2 separate regions of the Homo sapiens genome follow, and region 1 is linked to region 2. A link is an interaction called in ENCODE POLR2A ChIA-PET data of the cell type or tissue named here. Cell type or tissue: MCF 10A. All regions are shown on one strand. Each heading gives the region's core, and the rest is flanking DNA. Links, peaks and the distances in the headings are about the cores only. Region 1 holds the start of CD164L2 (CD164 molecule like 2). Region 2 overlaps SLC9A1 (solute carrier family 9 member A1).

Region 1 (10,530 bases), core at 1,162-9,161, 240 kb after region 2:
GAGGTGCAAGTGGTATCAGGGGAAGTGGAGGCAGTGTTTGCCTGACAGGATGTGTCCGCGAGAGGGATATCCTGAGACCGCAATTCCAGTTCTAGGAATCTGTCTTCCCCAGACTGTCCCACGAGTATGCCAAGATCTGCAGACAAGCCTGTTTACCATGGCGCTGTTTGTAAGCATCAGTGTGGAAATGACCCAACCAGTCATTGATGGCATTCACATGAATTAGGACCATTCAGACAACTCACAGGGTGAATCTGATCTAAAATGAGAGGGGCAAAAATGCAAAACAGTATGCACAGCATTATCCCACTTTGTATTTTTAAAATGCTAGAGGTGTGTATATATGTATTTTGTAAATTCACAGAAAGAGGTCTGACACAGACCTTGTGAACTGTGGTTATTTCTGGAGAGTAGGACCAGGGAAGGAGTTGTTCTCTCTTTTTTTTTTTTTTTTTTGGAGACAGGGTCTCACTCTCTCACCTAGGCTAGAGTGTGGCGGTGTGATCATAGCTCACTGCAGCCCCGACCTCCTGGGCTCAAGCAGTCCTCCCACCTCAGTCTCCCGGTAGCTGGGATGCCAGGCAGAGCCACCACACCGGGCTAAATTTTTATTTTATTTATTTATTTTGAGACAAAGTCTTGCTGTGTTGCCCAGGCTGGAGTGCAGTGACTTGATCTCGGCTCACTGCAACTTCCGCCTCCTGGATTCAAGTGATTCTCCTGACTCAGTCTCCCAAGTAGCTGGGATTACAGGTGTGTGCCACCACGCCCAGCTAATTTTTGTATTTTTAGTAGAGATAGGGTTTCACTATGTTGGTCTGGCTGGTCTCAAACTCCTGACCTCAAGTGATCCACCCGCCTTGGCCTCCCAAAGTGCTGGGATTACAGGTGTGAGCCACTTTGCCCCGCCTAAATTTTTATTTTTTGTAGAGATGGGTTCTCACTATACTGCCCAGGCTGGTCTCAAACTCCTGGCTTCAAACAATCATCCCGCCTCAGTCTCCCAAAGTGCTGGAATTACAGGTGTGAGCCACTATACCTCCTGGCCAGTTTTTTATTTTTTAATATATACAGGGTCTCACTCTGTCACCCAGGCTGGAGTGCAGTGGCATGATCTTGGCTCACTGCAGCCTGGACCTCTCAGGCTCAAGTGATCCTCCCACCTCAGCCTCCTGAGTACTTGGGACTACAGGCGTGCACCACGACACCCAGCTAATTTTGGTATTTTTAGTAGAGATGGGGTTTCGCCATGCTGCCCAGGCTGACTAGGCTGACTCCAACTCCTGAGCTCAAGCAATCCTCCTGCCTCGGCCTCCCAAAGTGCTGGGATGAGCCACCGCACCCAGCCCAGTTCTCACTCTTCTGTATAGTCCTTTTTCAAACCCTCACAGGCATTTACTACTTTTGCAAAAAAAGAAAGCACCCAATAAAGGAGGAGGGTGAAGAAGAAAACTCATGCTGGGGGAGAAACAAGGGCAGGGTGACCCAGGCAGGAGGAGCTGCTCATGCAGAAGCCTAGAGAAGAGAGAAGGCAAGGGCAGATGGGGTGTTATCATATCCCATACAGGGGAAGCAGCAGGGGCTCTAGGGAGACGGGGGAGTGCACAAAGGGGAGGCTGATTTCCAGAGGCTTGGAGCTTTGGCGGAAGTGAAGGTGCAAGGGAGGGGTGAGGAGGTGGACTGTGGTTGGCAGGGGGGGGTGGATGTTGCAGTGAGCCAAGATCTCACCACTCTACTCTAGCCTGGGCGACACAGTGAGACTCTGTCTCAAAAAAAAAAAAGAAAAAAAAAAAAGAAAAGAAAAGAAAAAATAAAATAAAATAAAAAGTTATAAAACTCGCAGCTACATGCCTGGCTCCTGGCAAGCGCCCATCCATGGGCGATGTTACCGTCAGGGAAGACTTCGGTGCCTGGGGACAGAAGGCAGGCCTTCCCAGGAGAGCCTGAGAGAGGAAGGCCAGGAATGGCTGCGTGGAGTCCCTGGGGCCCTTTCCCCCTTGGCGCGGGGGCAGAGACCTAACTTTTGGAGGCCGAGAGAGCCTGGAGATGCCTCTGGAATGCTGTTCTGCTCACTCTGGAGTCAGAAAAGCCTGAATTCATTTTATTTTTTATTTTAATTTTACTTTTTTTTTTTTTTAATCGATGGGGTCTCAACTATGTTGCCCAGGCTGGTCTCCTGGACTCAAGTGATCCGCCCACATCAGCCTCCCAAAGTGCTGGGATTTTAGGCATGAACTATGATGCCCAGCCCAGAAAAGCCTGAATTGAAACCCCGGCCCTGCCCTGTCCAGCTGTGTGACTTCAGCATGTGTACTTACCTGAGTCTCCGTACCCTCATCTGTAAAGGGGCAAGGGGTGGGGGTTAAGCAGGTGTCAAAGATGAACATTTTTTTTTTTTTGAGACAGAGTTTCACTCTTGTTGCCCAAACTGGAGTGCAATGGCACGATCTTGGGTCACTGCAACCTTCGCCTCCTGGATTCAAGTGATTCTCCTGTCTCAGCCTCCCAAGTAGCTGGGATTAGAGGCGTGTGCTACCACGCCCAGCTAATTTTGTATTTTTAGTAGCGATGGGGTTTCACCATGTTGGTCAGGCTGGTCTTGAACTCCTGACCTCAGGTGATTCACCTGCCTCGGCCTCCCAAAGTGCTGGGATTACAGGCGTGAGCCACTGCGCCTGGCCAGATGAAAATATTTTAAAAGGTAACAGCGACAGTCCTAGCTGGAATTCCCGTTAAGAAGAGGACAATGGCCGTACCCTCACCCCATCCAATCCACACACAGCCCAAGACACAGGACATGAAGTGCAGTGCAGAGTTCCTTTATTTGGGGGCAGTGCCCAGGCCAGTTGGTGGAAAGAGGCAGGCATACAACCCACTGTCAGGCTGGGGGGCCCAGCAGGGGCGATGGAGGAGACGAGGTGGTTGAGGGATTTTCTCAGCTGCAGGTTCCAGGCCCAGGACAGGAGGAGATGTCAGGCATCAGACACTGAGCCTGCTTGGTGCCCGCAGGAGCCAAAAACTGGCGGCCAGAGTTTTTCCCGCCCCCGCCCCCCGCTTACCCACAAGGGTGCCCAGAGGCCACCCTCTGCATCCTCCTTTCCCCTCAGGATGGAGTCCAGGCCCAAAGGGGTCAGATTCTGCAGAGGCCAAAGAGGACACTCAGGAAGGTGACACTGCCTCAGCCAGCCAAGGACCCCCTGCCTCGAGAGGAGGCAGCAGAGGAAGAGCAAACACTTTAACACAGGCTGTGGCGACCCGCCCCACAGCACACACGGCACACAGAGGGCCTCAGGCACAGCTCCCCTTCTCAGAGCAAAACCCAACTAGACACAAGGCCCAGCTCCTGCCCACAGCCACAGAAACGCGGGCCACAGGCTTGCCTGGGCTGGCACCTACTGGTTCTCTTCCCTGCTGGCAGCATGAAGGGAAAAGACACAGGAGGGCTCAGCTGGGCTCCTAGACTGGCCCAGGCTGAGTCCTGGTCCCAGCCAACATCTGACAAAGGAAACACCCCAACTGGAGGAGACAAAAGGGGTGTGGCTCACATGGAGCACGCTGTCACCGTCCTGAGGGCTTGCCCATGGAGAAGACAGCACCCTGGGTACTGAAGGGGAACGGTGGGGCAGGAACCAGGAGGTAAGCTGGGACTCAGGTACTTGCTGCTGGCCAGGTACTCACAGCGTCTGGTAGGTGCTGTCCTTGGCCTTGAGGAAGTGCAGCACAAAGAAAGCCACCGCCTGTAGGCTCAACACCAGCACGACACCTCCGATAAAGCTGGCCCCGTCAAATCCAGGGCTGTGGGCCTCAGGGACTGGGGGGCTCCCTGCAGGGGTGAGGCAGGGCAGGGGTCATAGCAGTCACTGTGAACCAGGATCCCAGTCCTACCCTCATAACTGGCACAAGTAACCTGGAGGCCCCGGTCCTCAATATGGGGTGCTTAAACCCTGGGCTCCGTTTAGTCCAGATCCCGCAGGCAGTTGGGAAGCGCCTGGTGGGAGGAACAGTGGCAGGGGAGGGTGGGGTGCTGTCCAGCCCTGGCTCTGCTCCTGGCTTGCTCTGTGGCTTTTATGCCACCCACATTCTCTCTGGGCCTCATGATCACATGGTCCAATTGGTGGCTTGGACCAGTGACTGGGCTCCCACCCTCCCTGGGCCTCACCAGCCCAATAGGGTGAAGACAGAGCCAGAACTCAGACCCTCCCCTGCTCACAATTCCTTTCAGCCTTGGACCTCAGGGTTCAGAGCCAAGATGCAGACGATATAGTCCCTTTTCAGGACTCCTAAGCCCTAAGACCTCAGTGTCACCCAATGTCAGAGCCCTCAGAGAGGGAAGGAGCAGGGGGAGAAGTGGAGGCCCCAACTGTCACCCTGCTAAGTGGGTAAGCGAGGACTGGACAGTGTGTGTCAGGGGGAACATGGCTGAGGGACAGGCTTGGCCAAAGTCACCTCACAGGACATAGCCAGACTCACACAGGGTCCCCTGACCATCTCCTCTGCCCCTTAGAAGGTAGGGCTTTAGGGCCATGGTTGCCAGGCTATGCCTGGGTGGCTCCCAGCTGTGCCACGGTACCTGTCCACTCCTAGCAGGGATTTGATTTCAGGCCCTGGGCTGGGTGCCCAGAACAGGGCAGGGCTGGTGGATGGAAGATCATTCTGGGACAGTGGAAAGGGGCCCAGCCTGAACTGGGTCTCCCTCCCAGAAGGTGTAAGGGGTGGAAGGAGTCTGACAATATGAAGGGCAAACAGTGGTCCCAGCTCCCGCTCAGGGAGCCCCAGAGAAGGAAGCTGGGGGATGAGGAGCAGAAGAGGGGAGAAATGAGCCACATGAGGCTGATCCGGGGCTCCAGCTGAGGGAGCTGAGCCATCAATAATTCAGCTTCTGAGATCGGTTTCTGGCTTTAATTAACCAAGGGCCTCTTCAGCCATCCCTGCCAAGTCTGGTGACCTCCAGCCCCTGAGAGGGAGTGGGAAGCAAAGGGTGGCATTCTTGCCTCTACTCCGCCAGGAACCCGCCTTGTGACCCTCTCTGGGCCTGGAGGGTGCAGTAGGCAGGCACTGAGGATGTCTCCTGAGCAACTCGAGCCACACACCCTCACCTCCAAGGACAAGTCCCGAGGGGTGACCTTGAGTTCCCAGAACTGGCAATGGGGAGGAGGGATGGGAACTGTCATTTCTTGATTGCCTTCAGTGAGTCAGACACTGAAGTGGGCACTGTACAGCTTCTCATAAAACCTGCAGAGCAACTCTATGAGAAAGGCATCATCCAACCCATTTCACAGATGCGGAGACAGGCTCCGAGGGAGAAGGCGCAGGGCCGAGGTCACAGAGCATGTCAGTGCCTGAGCCCAGAGCTGTCTTCCCCTGCACCTCTGCTCCTCCCACTGCCCCGTCTCCAGGGAGTACTCACCTGTTGTGACTGTCTTCGGTTCATAGGTGGGGTGGTGGTGAGCAGCTGAGGAGACAGGTGATCCATAGCAAAGCAGCCTTCCCACCCCCTGACTCCCATCAAGACCCCAGCCCCCACTCACCGCTAAACTTCCGATTCAGATGCAGCCCTGTCCCTACTCTAGACATCCAACATACTTGCAAGCCCCACACAGTTCCCTCCACCAGATGTGCTCTCTCTCCATCTCTACCTTCCAGGCTCATTACTGATGCCACCTCCTCCAGGAAGCACTCCCTCTCATTCCCTCTGAACTTCCAAAGTCCTTGCTATGCCTTAAACTAGAAGAAGAGCTAACACTCCCATCCCCTCCACACACCTGTACTAATTTTCAGATGAGGAAATAGGCAGAGAGAGGAGGGGACTTCTCAGTGAGCTAAAGGCAGAACTGATACCGGGCCCAGGTATGGGTGAGCAAAATCCACCGCCTGAGAGAGGCTGTTTCCTCCTGGGGGGCAGGCTATGGCTGGGGAGACCCATGCAACTTGGCTTAGGTGCAAGAACCCCCTTACCTGGACATGCCTCTGAGCGGTTGTAGATGGAGCAACCTTCCTTGACCACCTCAGATTGGGCCACACAGTGTCCTGGTGAGAGAAGGTGCAGGGGGGAGGTTTGGGGAGAGGGGCCAGGGCCTTGGGGTTCAGAGCTGGGGGCACTCAATCTGGGGAGGGCTCAGCTCCATACCTGGCTCCTCTGGCCGGCACTGCTCCCACACGCAGCTGGAGAGATTGCGCGCTCCGTCTCCCTCCACGCAGTGCTCACAGACCTCCAGCTGTTTGCAGGCCCCTTGGACCGCCGGCCAGATATTCAGGCGGATCAGGGCTCCCCTCCCAAAGCCTCGAGCTCCTTTACCTGGTAGTGCGGTGGAGTGGGAAGGGAGAATTCCTCGAAGCCAAGCTGTGGCACCCGCCCACCCTCCCACCCAACACTCCGGTGGCCCTCGCCCCTCTGCACACATCTGGGCTCTCACACTCACCCCTGGATCCCCAAGCCCCAGCGCACACCTGGAGCTTCCACAGCAGAGGTCTACACACACCTAGAGCCTCCCCACATTCACCCAGAGCCCCTCCCTTTGCATACACCCGGGGTTCCCAGATTCAGTTGGAGCCACCTCCCCCAGACCACCTGAAGCTCCCTAGGCCCCCACACCTGGGGCCTATATTTACACACAGGGCTCCACACAGAGCTGGAGCCCCCTCTCCCACCCCTGGAGGCCTGCACTTGGCCGGAAAGCCCCCTCCCCTCAAGCCCAGGCTGCTCCTGGGGAGACGGCTGGCTGAGGTGCAAGCTCCATCCGTCCCCGTCGAGCCCCTAGCCAGACCCTGCCGCGAGTTACCAGCCACAGCCAGCTGGGCACATAGGAGGAGGCAGCAACAGCCGCCACAGAGCGCAGTCCGCAAGGCGCGGGGTCCCGGAGCCTCCATGGGCTCGCGGGGTGGGGGTGGCCGGGGGCGGTGGCCGGGATCGGTGGACAGCTGCCGGGCGCGTCCCTCCCAGACTGGGCTCGGCTGAGCGTGTGCGGAGCGAGACCTGGGCAACCGGGGCGTGGCCAGGTGGGGGCGTGGCCAGTGGGAGCGGCAGGTGGGGCGGGGCTCGTCGGTCGGGGCGGAGCCAGGTGAAGGCGGGGCCAGTTAGGGGCGTGGCTAGTGTGCGCGGCCAGGTGAGTTCGGGGGTCTGGGGCGGGGCTTGGACTAAAGCAGGTGGGGTCCAGGACTGGTGGCTGGCGTGGTTACTATGTGCCTCCAAGGGCAGCTTCTTGAAAATTCTGGAAAGTACCGACTGCTTTGATCCTTACTTCACAGGTGAGGAAACTGAGGCTCAGACAAGATGAGTGACTCGTTCGAGGTCACGGAGAGAGGCAGTGGCAAAAATCTGGATTCGAGACGAGGTCACTTCCCTGCCTTCAGGGCTCGGTGCAGGCCCCGCTTTGTACACCCTCCACCCAGGCCCCATGACCGCTGGGCCGGGCCCTAGCTGGCCCCTGCCCTCTGGCTGCCCAAGCTTAGCTTCGGTGCTCCCTCTCCATTCACTGCACCCCTCCACCCGCCTCCCTTCTGCCCCTCATCCGCTGTGTCTGCCTCTGGCCTACCACACCCTCTGGCCAGGTCAGGGGTGACGCCATTACTAGGCCAACTGGGCCTCTCCGCAGCCTTCCCCACGGCTACCACTCCTGCCCTGGCACCAGCCTCTTTTGGTTCTCCTCAGGCTCCTTAGGGGGCACTTCCTCTCCTTCCTCTTCCTCCTCCCCTCCTCTCCCCTCCTTCCCCCATCTGCTTCTCCTAACCCTCTCTTAATCGATGGTGGCCCAGGTTAGTCCCAAGCCCTGTTCCACACTCTCCTGGGGTCATCCTGGACATTCCACTGCCATCAGTCCCCACTTGAAACCCAACAGCTGAGGCAGGAGGATTGCTTGAGCCCAGGGATTTGAGGCTGTAGTGAGCTGTGATCATGGCATTGCACTCCAGCCTGCGCAACAGAGTGAAACCCTGTTTTAAATGAATGAATGAATGAATGCCAACAGGTCACGTATCCCAATAAATATATACACCCACTATGCACCCATTAAAAAAATTTTTTTTGAGCCAACAGATCTCTTAATCATCTCCAGGCCAGTTCTGACTTCACAACTGCCACACCTGTAACTGACAATATATAGCTAGCAATTATTGACCCCTTACTAGCCGAATGTACATTTTGAGAGCTTTTACATGCAACTTCCCATCTAATGTCCACAGCTACCCTCTAGGCATGAGTTTTGTCATTTCCCATTTGCAGGCTGCTCAGGGGCACAGGGTTTCAATGCAGCAGGCCAGGATGTAAAGCTAGGATTGAATGATGCTGGAGGCCATGCTCCCTCTGCTGTGCCTCCCATGGGTCCACGGCATCTCCACCTGAGTGTCCCTGAGGCCCCCAAAACTGCCCACTCAGGGGAAAAGAGACCCTTCGGGTTCTGGGGGAGGGAGGAGGGATAGCATTAGGAGATATACCTAACGTAAATGATGAGTTAATGGGTGCAGCACACCAACATGGCACATGTATACATATGTAACAAACCTGCACATTGTGCACATATACTCTAGAACTTAGAGTATAATAAAATATATATATTATATATATAAAAAAAGAAAATGTGGCACATATACACCACGGAATACTATGCAGCCATAAAAAAGGATGAGTTCATGTCCTTTGCAGGGACACGGATGAAGCTGGAAATCATCATTCTCAGCAAACTATCACAAGGACAGAAAACCAAACACTGCATGTTCTCACTCATAAGTGGGAATTGAACAATGAGATCACTTGGACACAGAGGGGGAACAGCACACACCAGGGCCTGCTGGGGGGTGGGGGGCTTGGGGAGGGATAGCTTTAGGAGAAATACCTAATGTAAATGATGAGTTGATGGGTGCAGCAAACCAACATGGCGCATGTATACCTATGTATCAAACCTGCACGTTGTGTACATGTACCCTAGAACTTAAAGTCTAATAAAAAAATAAAATAAAAATAATAAAAAATAAAATTAATTAATTAATTTTAAAAAGTCCTTCAGGTTCTGTCCCCTTGTATTCCCTCTGTACGCCTCACTGCATCTCAGCAGCTTCCAGGCCCCTCCTATGCTGGCCCTCACAAATCATATATTTGACCATATCTCTTCCAGTTAGCAACTTTTTTTTTGAGCCTGAGTCTCACTCTGCTGCCCAGGCTGGAGTGCAGTGGCACAGTCTCAGCTCACTGAAACCTCCACCTCCCAGGTTCAAGGGATTCTTGTGCCTCAGCCTCCCAAGTAGCTGAGATTCTGAGATTACAGGCACCCGCCACCATGCCCGGCTAATTTTTTGTATTTTTAGTAGAGACAGGGTTTCACCATGTTAGCCAGGATGGTCTTGATCTCCTGACCTTGTGATCCGCCCGCCTCAGCCTTCCAAAGTGCTGGGATTACAGGCATGAGCCACCGTGCCCGGCCAATTTTCTGTATTTTTAAAGTTGAGACAGGGTTTCACCATGTTGGTCAGGCTGGTCTCGAACTTTTCTTTTTTGAGAGGGAGTTTCGCTCTTGTTGCCCAGGCTGAAATGCAATGGTGCAATCTCAGCTCACCGCAACCTCTGCCTCCCGTGTTGAAGCAATTCTCCTGCCTCAGCCTCCCAACTAGCTGGGATTACAGGCATGTGCCACCACGCCCAGCTAGTTTTGTATTTTCAGTAGAGACAGGGTTTCACCATGTTGGTCAGGCTGGTCTCGAACTCCTGACCTCAGGTGATCTGCCTGCCTCGGCCTCCCAAAGTGCTGGGATTACAGGCGTGAGCCACCGTGCCCGGCCAGTTTCGAACTTTTGACCTCAAATGATTCACCCACCTTGACCTCCCAAAGTGCTGGGATTACAGGTGTGAGCCACCATGCCTGGCCCCACCTAACAACTTTTCAACAATGGCTTGACCTCCACAACCCTTTGATTTCTGGCTCTAGAAGTCTCTCTATCCTGGCCTGGGTGCTTCCCATCACCTTCCTACCCTCTAAGAAGATAGAACAGAGCCTTCCCCCTATACCTCTCTTCCTCTATCCTAGCTGTTCTCTCTCCTAGAGGGTCCTCCTCAACCTTGGACTTCATTTGCCTGGCAAACTAATTCTTCAAGACACCACTACAAGACCACCTCCTGCAGGAAGCCTTCTGTGACTGTCACAGAATGAGGCTGAGCTGCTGCAGCACTTAGCTAGAGATCTAAATCCATCTGCTTTTTCCACTTCAGAGCCCTCCCCATCTCTTGCCTGAATGACTGCAGTGGCCTTCTAGTGGGGCTCCTGCTCCCCATTCCAGTCTGTTCTGCACTCAGCAGTCAGAGTGACCCTTTGATAACGTGTCAGTTCAGATCATAACACTTCCCTCCCACCAATGGCGTCTGTCTCACTGATCTGGGATTTCAGGCGCCCGCTGCCACACCTGGCTAATTTTTTGTATTTTTAATAGAGACGGGGTTTCATCATATTGACCAGGCTGGTCTCGAACTCCTGACCTCAGGTGATCCACCCGTCTTGGCCTCCCAAAGTGCAGGAATTACAGGCATGAGCCGCTGTGCCCAGCCAG
Region 2 (10,530 bases), core at 1,146-9,145:
GCTGGAGCTTCCATCCCACTGCTGGCTTGGCCAGTGGTGCCTGTCGGGAAGCTTTACTCTGTTGCCCTCATAGACCCAGCTTGAGCTGCTGGCAGGCAGGACACTGAGTGGGGCCAGCCCAGGGCCTGAGCCGACTCTATCGCACTCCCAGGCTGTCCGCACATCCCTCCCCAGGTCAGACCATGTCATGCTACTCAAGAGCCTTTGATGGTGCCACACAGCACCATGAATCCTAGCCCCAGGCCCACGGGCCTGGCATGATCTGGCCCCTGCCCTCTTCTCCATTCTCACACCATGCTTCCCCTCTTCCCCCGCACTTCAGGTTCCTCAAGCACACCCCCCTCAGGGGCCCTGGTCTTTGGAAGATGAGCTCTTCTTGTCCTTTGGGTCTCAGCTCAGACACCAGCTCCTTAGAGAACCCTTGCTGGCCATCCAGCAGCCCCACCTCTCCCTCATGTCTGCCTTCTTCAGGACACTTACCACTACCTGACACTGCTTTGTCCACATCCAATGCTCCATGCTGGCATGGGAGCCCCCTGACATCAGGAGCCTCTTCTGTCTTGTTCCTGGCTGTGTCCTCAGATCCAGAATAGTGTCTGACATGGGGGTAGAGGCAGCTGGTGGGGCGTGTGCTGCCCGTTAGACTGGACAGTCAGGGAGGCCTCTCTGAAGAGATGACGTTTGATCTAGGGCCTGAAGGAGAGCACCGGCGCGAGGCAGTCTATGGGCAGTGCTCCAGGCTGGGGATCGAGCAAATGCCACAGCTGTATGGAGGAACAGGCCTGGCAAGGCAGATGTGCGTTAGGGACACAGGAAGGCCGGTGCGACTGGAACAGGGAAAGGGTAGTGGGGCATGAAGTGGAGAAAGGGGTGGGCCACACTTTCCTTGCATTTTCTCCCAAGTTCATCAGGAAGCATTTGAAAGGTTTTCAGCAGGGGAAACACCATGCTCTGGTTTACAGGTCTCAAAGCTCCCTGCGGCTGCTCTGGGGAGAGCTGCCTGCAGGCAGACAGCAGTGGAGCCGCAAGACCATTCAGGAGGCCCGGGAATCACCCGGGTTGGAGAAGATGGAGTGAAGAGGCAAGCCTTTGACAGGTGTGGTTGTGTTTGCCACCAGTCTGAGGAGCCCTGGCCAAGTCTACACCCCTCTGGAGTTCCAGATGCTTCATCCAGCCCCGCCCACCTACTGTCTTATTTCTCACTGACTCCTCACCCAGACTTTTCCTGCAGCTGGCTGGGCTCCCCAACAGGTGCCTGCCCATACCTAGTACTCAGAGCCTGCAAAGAGCCTTAACCGGTGTCACGGCCATTGCCTGATTGGTCACCTTCCCTCCCTCTTAGAAGGGTCTGGTGAAGGTGTCTGCACAAAGATCTCTGCTCCATGTTCATTCCAGCCACATTTCTCCCCTTCCTAAAGGTCTCCTGTTCTTTGAGGCAACAGCACAGCAATCCTCGAGCACTTAATTATTCCCTGTTTCACTTTCCTAAAGTAGCTGTAAGCTAAATAAAGCTAGATACCATGACTCGCACCCTTCGGGGCCGTCACATAGTGCAGAAGGCAATGATGCACTATGCGAAGCCCTGAGCACAAAGCCAGGCACTGGCAGGGTCTCAGTAAGTGGTAGGTAGCTCTGTCCTCACTGCCTATACCAGGGCGACAGCCATCACAGGTGCTCAGTGCCCCACAGGTGCAGTTAGCTTCTCTGCCCAGCAAAACAGGTGAGTGAGGCGTGTTTGGGGGTGAGGTGGAAGGGTTGGAAACATCCCAATGAGTTTTAGAAGCAAAGGTCAATGGTTCTGCATGATCTGTGGCTCTGTGTCATTCACATCTCTGTGCCCTTCTCCAGTTCTCCCCTCTATGTGAGCTAAGCACACTCATTGTTTTTTTTTTTTTTTGAAACAGAGTTTCGCTGTCGCCCAGGCTAGAGTGCAGTGAGGCGATCTCGGCTCACAGCAACCTCCACCTCCTGGGTTCAAGCCATTCTCCTGTCTCAACCTCCCAAGTAGCTGGGATTAGAGACTTGCACCATCACACCTGGCTAATTTTTGTATTTTTAGTAGAGATGAGCTTTCACCATGTTGACCAGGCTGGTCTGGAACTCCTGACCTCAAGTGATCCGCCCATCTCAGCCTCCCAAAGTGCCGGGATTACAGGTGTGAGCCACCGCACCTGGCCAAAACACTCATTCTTAACCTTCAGGACCCAGCTCAAAGCTCTGGGAAGCCTTTCCTGACCCACCCACCTCCACTCCTCCCTCCCGCACACCCACAGCTCTGCAGGCTCCTGCTGCAGCACTTCACAGCACATCACAAGTGCCTGTTTACATGCCAGCCTCTCCCTTGAGGCTGGGATTATATTTATCCATCTTTCCATCTTCAGTACAGTATTTATCAGCACGAATCCATTTGCTGAACATGTGTCTCCCCACCTCCCAACTAAAGAACGAGCTCAGACAATTCAGCTAATGGTCTCATTTGCACCCCTAACCTCAGTACTCAGCTCACCCCAATGCCCTCCAGTCCATATACCTAAAACCATCCTCCAGTGCTTGACCCCACCCTCACCTCTTCCTTTAAGGCTCCAGGAATAGTAGCAACTCCCATTAGTGAGCACTTACAATGTGCTCAGGGCTTTACAGACATCACCCCCCTTTAGACTGGGGAAACTGAGGCTCAGACAGGGTGATGTAGCTTAAAAAGGGCACACCTTTTCCCCTTAATACTGGCATCACTCACCTAGCACTTATCATAGCTGGGACTATTTTTAAAACCATCATCTGTTCTGCAAAATTGAGTGCTTTTATAGCTACACATCAAGTTGTCATACAAAATCACCCTTTGCTCATTAAATGTTTCAGACGATCAGTCTTGCTACTCCAGCTAGGTGGGGTAACATAACATAAATGTTATGTAGGAGAAATGGCACAGGACTTGGAAGGGGAAGTCCTGGAGTCCAGCTTCAGCTCTGCCACAGTCAGGCTATATGACACCAGGCGGGTCACCTCCACAGCCCAGGCACGGCAGCTCACGCCTGTAATCCCAGCAATTTGGGAGGACAAGCTGGGGGGATCACTTGAGGTCAGGGGTTCAAAACCAGCCTGGCCAACATGACAAAACCCCATCTCTACTAAAAATACAAAAATTAGCCAGGCGTGGTGGCACAAGCCTGTAATCCCAGCTACTCGGGAGGCAGGAGAATCGCTTGAAGCAGGGAGGCAGAGGTTGCAGTGAGCCAAGATTGTGCCACTGTACTCCAGTTTGGGTGACAGAGAGAATCTCCATCTCAAAATAAAAAATTAAAAAAAATTTTTTTAAAACAGGATAAGTGACTTGCCCAAGGTCACGGTGCTACAAAGTAGTAGAGCTGAGATTTGAACCCAGGTCTGTCAAGCTGCAAAGCTTGTTTTTCTAACCACCATGCCTGTGGGCATGTTTCCAAAGGGAACTGCTCTGGGACATTCTTCTGCAATCCAGAGGTTCTGCCCCAAGTAGAAGCTTCTGGCTGTGCCCAGTGAGATTTCATTCAAGTATCTCATCTAAATCCTACATATACTTCAAGGCCTAGCTCAGTGGTCACTTGCACAGCCTACTGGGATCTTCCCAGGTACGAAATTCTCTCTCCCACCTCTAAACTCCCGTAGAATTCCATCTGCACTTCAAATCACACCCCCTTTCTACTGTCTGACTGTTTTGCATCTGTACCGCATTTCTCAAACAAGTCGTTGAGCTTGGTAAAAGAAGCAGTTCTCATGCATCTCTGCACCTTCCACCAGCCAGGCAGGCAGTGCTCAGTCAGGGAAGCGGGTGGGGTAGGGTGCCTGCTCCCCTCCCCCATCTTGCTGTAACCTGAGTCTTAGGCTTTGCCCAGTTAGGTGAGTTGGCCCCGCCTCATGCTGGCATAACGCCTACCTGGTACAGCATCCAGATTCCTGTGGGTCCTGGCCACCGGGGAGATAAGATCTTATTCCCTGGCTTGATGGCAAAGATGCTATAAAAAGCACAGCACCCAAGTTCAACATTGGCTTGTGATGGACTACACGACCTGAGGGATTCAATGGGTGAAGGCAGAAGCCTCTGGGCTGTCTCAGAGGTCCCAAGACCTGTACTTGGCTCCCCTGTAAGGACCAGTGTAAGGACCAATGGTTTCTCTGCCAAGGACAGCTCCCTAATAGATACCCCAGGAGGAAGCTGCCCTTCTTTAGGCTTAAAGGGCCCACTGGAAGAACTGAGGTTTGCCAATGCTACCAATATCCAAGCCAAAAACCACAGCCCCTCCTCTCGGTCCACTGTCCAGGTCTTACTGCCTAGGGACTCCTGAGTTAGTTAACAGAGCAGGGAAGAAGACTGACTCTGCCATTAATTCACGAGTGGCCTGGGGCCAATCCTCTCTGGGCCTCAACTGGAAAAACAGAGAACTTGATCAAAACATCTCCATTTCCCTTTGGGCCTGGGGGTTACAAGCTATGATAAGGATTTTTCCATCTCTAACATTCTAGAATTAGAATATTCTATACTTTCATTCCTAGAAGCAGAGTGAGAACAGAGAACAGGGACCTTCAGTCCAGGAAACAGCAGAGGCCAGTCAGGGCTTCCTAGCTGCATCCTCAAAGCCTGTCCACCTTCAGAGGCTTTCTCTTGCGTCTGCTGCCTCAAAGGTGGTTGCTTCCCCACTAGCAGAGCCTCAGAGGTGTGCCTGGGCCCTAGCCGCTTTAGGGAAATGGGCAGGTGGCCTGAGTCACCTACTGTGTGTGAGCTGGGCTCACCATGGCAACCCAGCAGACCCAGAGGGCATAAAGAAGCCAGTACCTTCCCTGCTGCACAGTGTAGGCGGAGCATGTTGCATCTGCTTTGATTTCCAACTTAGAAAAGTTTTTCTCTACTTTAAGGACTCATTTCCCCTTCCCTTCTCTCAGGACACAGCTTACTCACTCTGGGGTCCTTCTCCTTGCCTGGAAGGTATTCTGCAGTCCCACAGGCAAACCCCACTCATCCCAGAATTAAGTACCACCTCCTCCAAGGATTCATCCCAGACCAGTTAGTCCTCTACCCTTCTTCAAGTTCCCACCACACAAAAGGCAGAAGCTCTTAACCTTCAGAATCTGTGGCTTACACACTGACAATCAACTGTGTAAAAAAAAAAAAAAAAAAAAAAAATCTGAGTCTATCATGGGCCTTCTCCCTTGATAAAATCACATATATACAACTGTCTGCAGACTATTTTGGGAGCTCCACAAACTTTATCATGGACTCAGAAACAATCTTAGAAACCTAGATCCTAGAACAACAGATCATCCAGTCCATCCTCTCACCTACACCAGAATCCCTTAGCAACCCCTCCTGAATGATGTTCCTCTTCTACCCCTGGCCCACCTCTCAAGGCCGCCTCCTTCAAGAAGCTTCCCTCATCTCTCCTCTCCTCTGATTCCCCCAAGCATCCAGCCTGAACCACACAATTTCCCACCTGTGCTTTCTCCCTTGTATGTTGTCTCACTTCCCCAGCAAGAAAGCTGACTCCCTGTGGGCTCATTTCTTCAACCTTGTAACCCTCAGCTGGACTTAGAGATGACCGTGATCTGTACTTGTACAAAGCCCTGTGCTTTGAAGCCAGGGCTCAATGACAGCACTGGCCCACTCCCAAAGGATAGAGCTGTGGAATTCCCCATCTGAGGGCCTCACAGTCTGCTTAGGCCTCAACGGAACAGAGGCTTCCCTGGAATGACCGCCTTTCCCACAGGACAGCCCCAGAGAGCCCTTCAAGATGAAATCGACAGATAGGGAAACTAAGGCCCAGGAAGGCAAACATAGCTTAGCAAAGGTCAATATGCAGGAAAGAGGCGAGCTAGGACTAAGACCCAGGTCCCCAGTTACCAGCCTAGAGCTCGTTTCCTTTATGCAATGGCTTTATGAAAACTAAATTTGCCTTGCATGCACACACACTCACATACTCAATATATACATGGAGAATTTCTAAAAAAGATGGACAAGACAGTTAACAGTGGTAACCTCTGGAATGTATGACAGTGGGGGTGGTCAGAGAAGTAATGAGGGGGACTTTTCCCTTTCACCTCAATACCCTCTGTACTGTTGGGTTTTATTTTTGTTGTTTTGTTTTTACCATTGACATGTTTTATTTATTCATATTATAAAAATAAATCTGCCATAGAAAGGAGATTCTGGCCCAGCCCACCCATTCCCAACACACATTAAAGCAAAGAGAAGCCATAAGTAAATCTGTCCAGGTACAACTATAAATTAACAAGATTGCCTTCTTGTATGGTTTAAAGCCACTGGTCTCATTAATTCACAGTCACAGTGCAGTTTACGGCTTGAGGAATCTTCCCAGGAAAAGCTTAATTCAATTAGGGCTCTCGGCAGCTCCCCAAGGAAGCTCTGGTATCTTACTTTTACTTACACAAATTGAGGGCAGACCAAACAGATCCAGATCTTCCCAGAGAGACCCCACCCGGCCCAGAGAAGATGCCCTTGCAGACCCTCCATTAGAGCCAAGCCGAGGGAGGTGGCCAAGGCAGCACCACTTAAACACTGGCTGGCGCCTAAGGCATCATTCTGTGAGTGTCGCTCCCAGCGAGCTCAGTTAAACTCCTTGGCTTGGCAGTCTGGTGCCAAGGAGCCTCTGCAACCTTTGCTCTCCCTCCTCTCTGAGCAGTCAAACTGGTTTCTTGTCTGCCCCAGGGCTTTGCAGGGATCCTATCTTTACACTGAAGTCAATCACATATTCATTCATGTATTCCTTCCCCAAATATTTATGGAGCCTTTACTCTGTGCCAGGCACAGATAAGAAAGTGAACAGGCCAGGCGTGGTGGCTCACGCCTTTAATCTCCGCACTTTGGGAGGCCAAGGTGGGTGGATCACCTGAGGTCAGGAGTTCTAGACCAGACTGGCCAGCATAGCAAAACCCCGTCTCTACTAAAAACACAAAAAATTAGCTGGGCGTGGTGATGTAAGCCTGTAATCCCAGCTACTCTGGAGGCTGAGGCAGGAGAATTGCTTGAACCTGCAGCTACTCTGGAGGCTGAGGCAGAATTGCTTGAACCTGGGAGGCAGAAGTTGCAGTGAGCTGAGATCTCGCCACTGCACTCTGGCACTCCAACCCAGGCGAAGAGCAAGACTCCATCTCAAAAAAAAAGGAAAAAGGAAAAAAAAAAAAAAAAAGAAAGTGAACAAACAAAGTCCCTGTCCTCAAGAGGCTTACATTCTTATGGAAATTGGTACTAAGTATAGCCTGCTTATCTAATTCCTTTCCATCCTTCAAGACTCAGACTAATGTTCCACCTCCTTTGAGAGGCTTTCTCTAAACACCCCAGTCCTCAGGGACTGCTTGCTCCCTCTGTACTTTGCCTCTGCCAGGAGTCCGCCCAGCCCTGGCAGGCTGGAAGCTCCTAAAGAGCAGGGCCTGGGTTTACTCTTCTTTTGTTCCTTGATGGCCATATGCTAAATGCCTGCTAGCTGATTTCAGCTGACCTGCCTCTTCCACCCAGGATCTTAGCGAGCTGCTCTTGGTCCTGGCTGGCTGATGCAAAGACACAGCCTCTTCCAGCTTCACTTGGCATACAGCAAATGCTATGCAAGTGTTAGCTATTTATTGGTTTAGTGAACTTGTGGGCTCTAACACACAGCTGTGATATCACTCCTCCGCCTTCTGTGGCCTGGTCTCAAACAGGCTCAGCACTGTGGCAAGGCCAGTCTGGGCTTAGGGGTAAGTGCTTCCCAAGGGACAGGGAAGGGGGCCTGGGAAGGAACAGAGCTTTTCATCCTGAATCTCAGTTAGAACTGCTTAAGGACATATCTTTTCAGGAAAGAATTTGCTGGGGTAATTTGGGGGGAACTCTGGATTCTTGGCAAGTAGTATAAAAACTCAGGGCTCAGGTCTGGCCTAATAGACCCCAAAATCGGCTCTGTATATTAGATGAGCTTTAGGGGGAAGAAAATGAAGTCAGCATGATCCCAGGGAAGGCGGGCAGCCCACTGATCCAGGCCCAACCCAAAACTTAGTTCAGTTAAAATTAGATTAGCCCATAAGATTAAAATACCAACATATAATCACGGGCTGCTTTAAAGTATCAGTTGATGTTTATCGGCATCTAAAGAGACAGTTTGGCCCAGTGCAGTGTGTGCAGACAACCTTGGGGAGACATGCCTGACTCAGACATTTGCAGGGGGAGCGAGTGCTGCAAAATGAGGCCCACACAGGCGATGGATGACTCAGGAATAACCCAGGTCCTGGGTGTGCTGAGCGAGCCTTCTCTCCCTGCCTCAGGAGGAAAGGGGGCAGGTGGGAGAGGCGGTGAGGAGGAAAGGAGGCTGTGTATGGGCTGGCATTCCCAGAGACAGCCTCAGGCCCCCAGCTCTAGTTCCCCGTCACTCCTGTATTTTTCTGCATGCTGCCACCTCTGAGAAAGGTTATTTGCTTCACAGTGGGACTTGGAGTGGGTCAGCTTTTTCCCCAAACCCAAGAAGTGATCCACAGAAAGCAGCCAAGGCTCAAAATACTAAAGTCTTTAAATCTCCCCCAATTCAAAATGATTATGGGAAAAATTGAATTTCTAAACTGAAAAGGCCCTTGGAATCAGGGCATGAGGATGAAAAGAACACAGGCTCTGAAGTCAGACAAATCTGGGCTTAAACCCCAATGTTTTCTAGCTGTGCAAGTACCTTTCACAACCTCTAAACTAGATATGAATAAGTGGCAGCTTAGCTGGATGTGGTGACCTGTACCTGTGGTCCCAGCTACTCAGGAGGCTGAGGTGGGGGGATTGCCTGGAGCCAGGGAGGTTGAAGCTGCAGTGAGCCGTCTTTGCGCCACTGCACTCCAGCCTGGGAGACAGAGCGAAATCCTGTCTCAAAAATAAACAAAATAAAAAATTAATAAGTGGCAGCTAATTAACAAGTATTTAACAAATATATCACCAATTACCGGACGGGTGCAGTGGCTCATGTCTGTAATCCCAGCACTTTGGGGGGCCGGGACGGGCAGATCGCCTGAGGTCAGGAGTTCAAGACCAGCCTGGCCAACATGGCGAAAACCCATCTCTACTAAAAATACAAAAATTAGGCCGGGCGCGGTGGCTCATGCCTGTAATATCAGGACTTTGGGAGGCTGAGGCGGGCAGATCACCTGAGGTCAGGAGTTCGAGACCAGCCTGGCCAATATGGTGAAACCCTGTCTCTACTAAAAACAAACAAACAAACAAACAAACAAAAAAACCAAAAAATTAGCCAGGCATGATGGTTGGTGCCTGTAATCCCAGCTACTCAGGAGGCTGAGGCAGAAGAATCACTTGAACCCGGGAGGCGGAGGTTGCAGTGAGCTGAGATCATGCCTCTGCACTCCAGCCTGTGCAAAAGAGCGAGACTCTGTCTCAAAAAAAAAAAAAAAAAAAAAAGAAAAGAAAAAAATACAAAAATTAGCTGGGGGTGGTGGCGCATGCCTGTAGTCCCAGCTACTTGGGAGGTTGAAGTAGGAGAATCACTTGAACCTGGAGGCGGAGGTTGCTGTGAGCCGAGATCGCCTCACTGCACTCCAGCCTGGGCGACAGAGTGAGACTCCATCTCAAAAAAATAAATAAAAATAAAATAATAGGGAGTCAGGTGTGATGGCTCATCCCTATAATCCCAGCTACTCAGGAGACTGAGGCGGGAGGATCATTTGAGGCCAGGGATTCAAAACCAGCCTGGACAACAAAATTGGAAGATCCCCATCCCCCATCTCTAAAAAAACAAAACAAAACAAAATGAAAAATTAAGTATCTATATTATCAATTAGAAAACGGGCTCAGGCCAGGAGCAGTGGCTTACGCCTGTAATCCAGCACTTTGGGAGGCCAAGGTGGGAGGATCAGCTAAGGTCAGGAGTTCAAGACAAGCCTGACCAACACGGCAAAACCCCATCCCTACTAAAAATACAAAATTAGCCAGGTGTGGTGGCACATGCCTGTAATCCCCACTACTCAGGAGGCTGAGGCAGGAGAATTGCTTGAACCCAAGAGGCAGAGGTTGCAGTGAGCTGAGATTGCACTATTGCACTCCAGCCTGGGCAAAAAGAGCGAAACTCTTGTATCAAAAAAAAAAAGAAAAAAGAAAACAGGGGCTCAGAGAGGTTATGCCTTGCCTAAAGTCACACAGCTGGGCAACAGAGAGCTGAGACTAGATCTCAGGTATCTTAACCTTTCACCCCATCCTACATGTTTTCCATTGTAATCATTTCTCTGCCTCTCCTTTTCTCTCCCAGAGGGCATGCAACATTCTGGGGGAAAGGACAAGTCCTCCATTTCAAAGATTTGCTGCTCCACAGATAAGGGCTATGAGAATGTCAGTCCCCAGTGCAACTCTGGCCCTCATCCTCCTTCATGCAAATACAGGTATGTTCAAGTTGTAGAAAAGAACTTGGAGCTGAGCCAAAGCTGTCAAGGCTCCAGACCACCCAGACCCTTTAGCCCTTCCTGCCTACAGGAGGAACAGGTGTCCCTCCTGACAACAATCCAGGTTACCAATGTGGATGTGTCTGGTCA

The links. Peaks named below come from ENCODE experiments on the same cell type or tissue, not always from the same donor. Only the 100,000 strongest peaks of a DNase experiment are listed, where the experiment ranks them.
Region 1: POLR2A ChIA-PET joins it to region 2 with 5 read pairs; 3 of 35 experiments call an interaction of 5 or more read pairs at or near these places.

What each region holds. Positions count from the first base shown.
Region 1 is chr1:27,376,373-27,386,902 of GRCh38, forward strand. It overlaps CD164L2 (CD164 molecule like 2), which reads right to left and starts at 6,961. Exons shown (of 6, transcript NM_001330448.1): 1 at 6,780-6,961; 2 at 6,128-6,295; 3 at 5,956-6,027; 4 at 5,408-5,452; 5 at 3,679-3,823; 6 at 2,804-3,137. The coding sequence starts at 6,867. The coding sequence ends at 3,131. In MCF 10A, for the core only: no CTCF peak of the experiment used is centred there; a DNase peak (open chromatin) is centred at 6,999.
Region 2 is chr1:27,137,916-27,148,445 of GRCh38, forward strand. All of the region lies in intron 1 of SLC9A1 (solute carrier family 9 member A1), which reads right to left. Among named protein-coding and RNA genes, the nearest start is that of SLC9A1, 12 kb to the right of the region's middle. RefSeq lists an enhancer at 1-406 and a silencer at 4,778-4,837. In MCF 10A, for the core only: no CTCF peak of the experiment used is centred there; DNase peaks (open chromatin) are centred at 3,876, 4,756 and 8,196.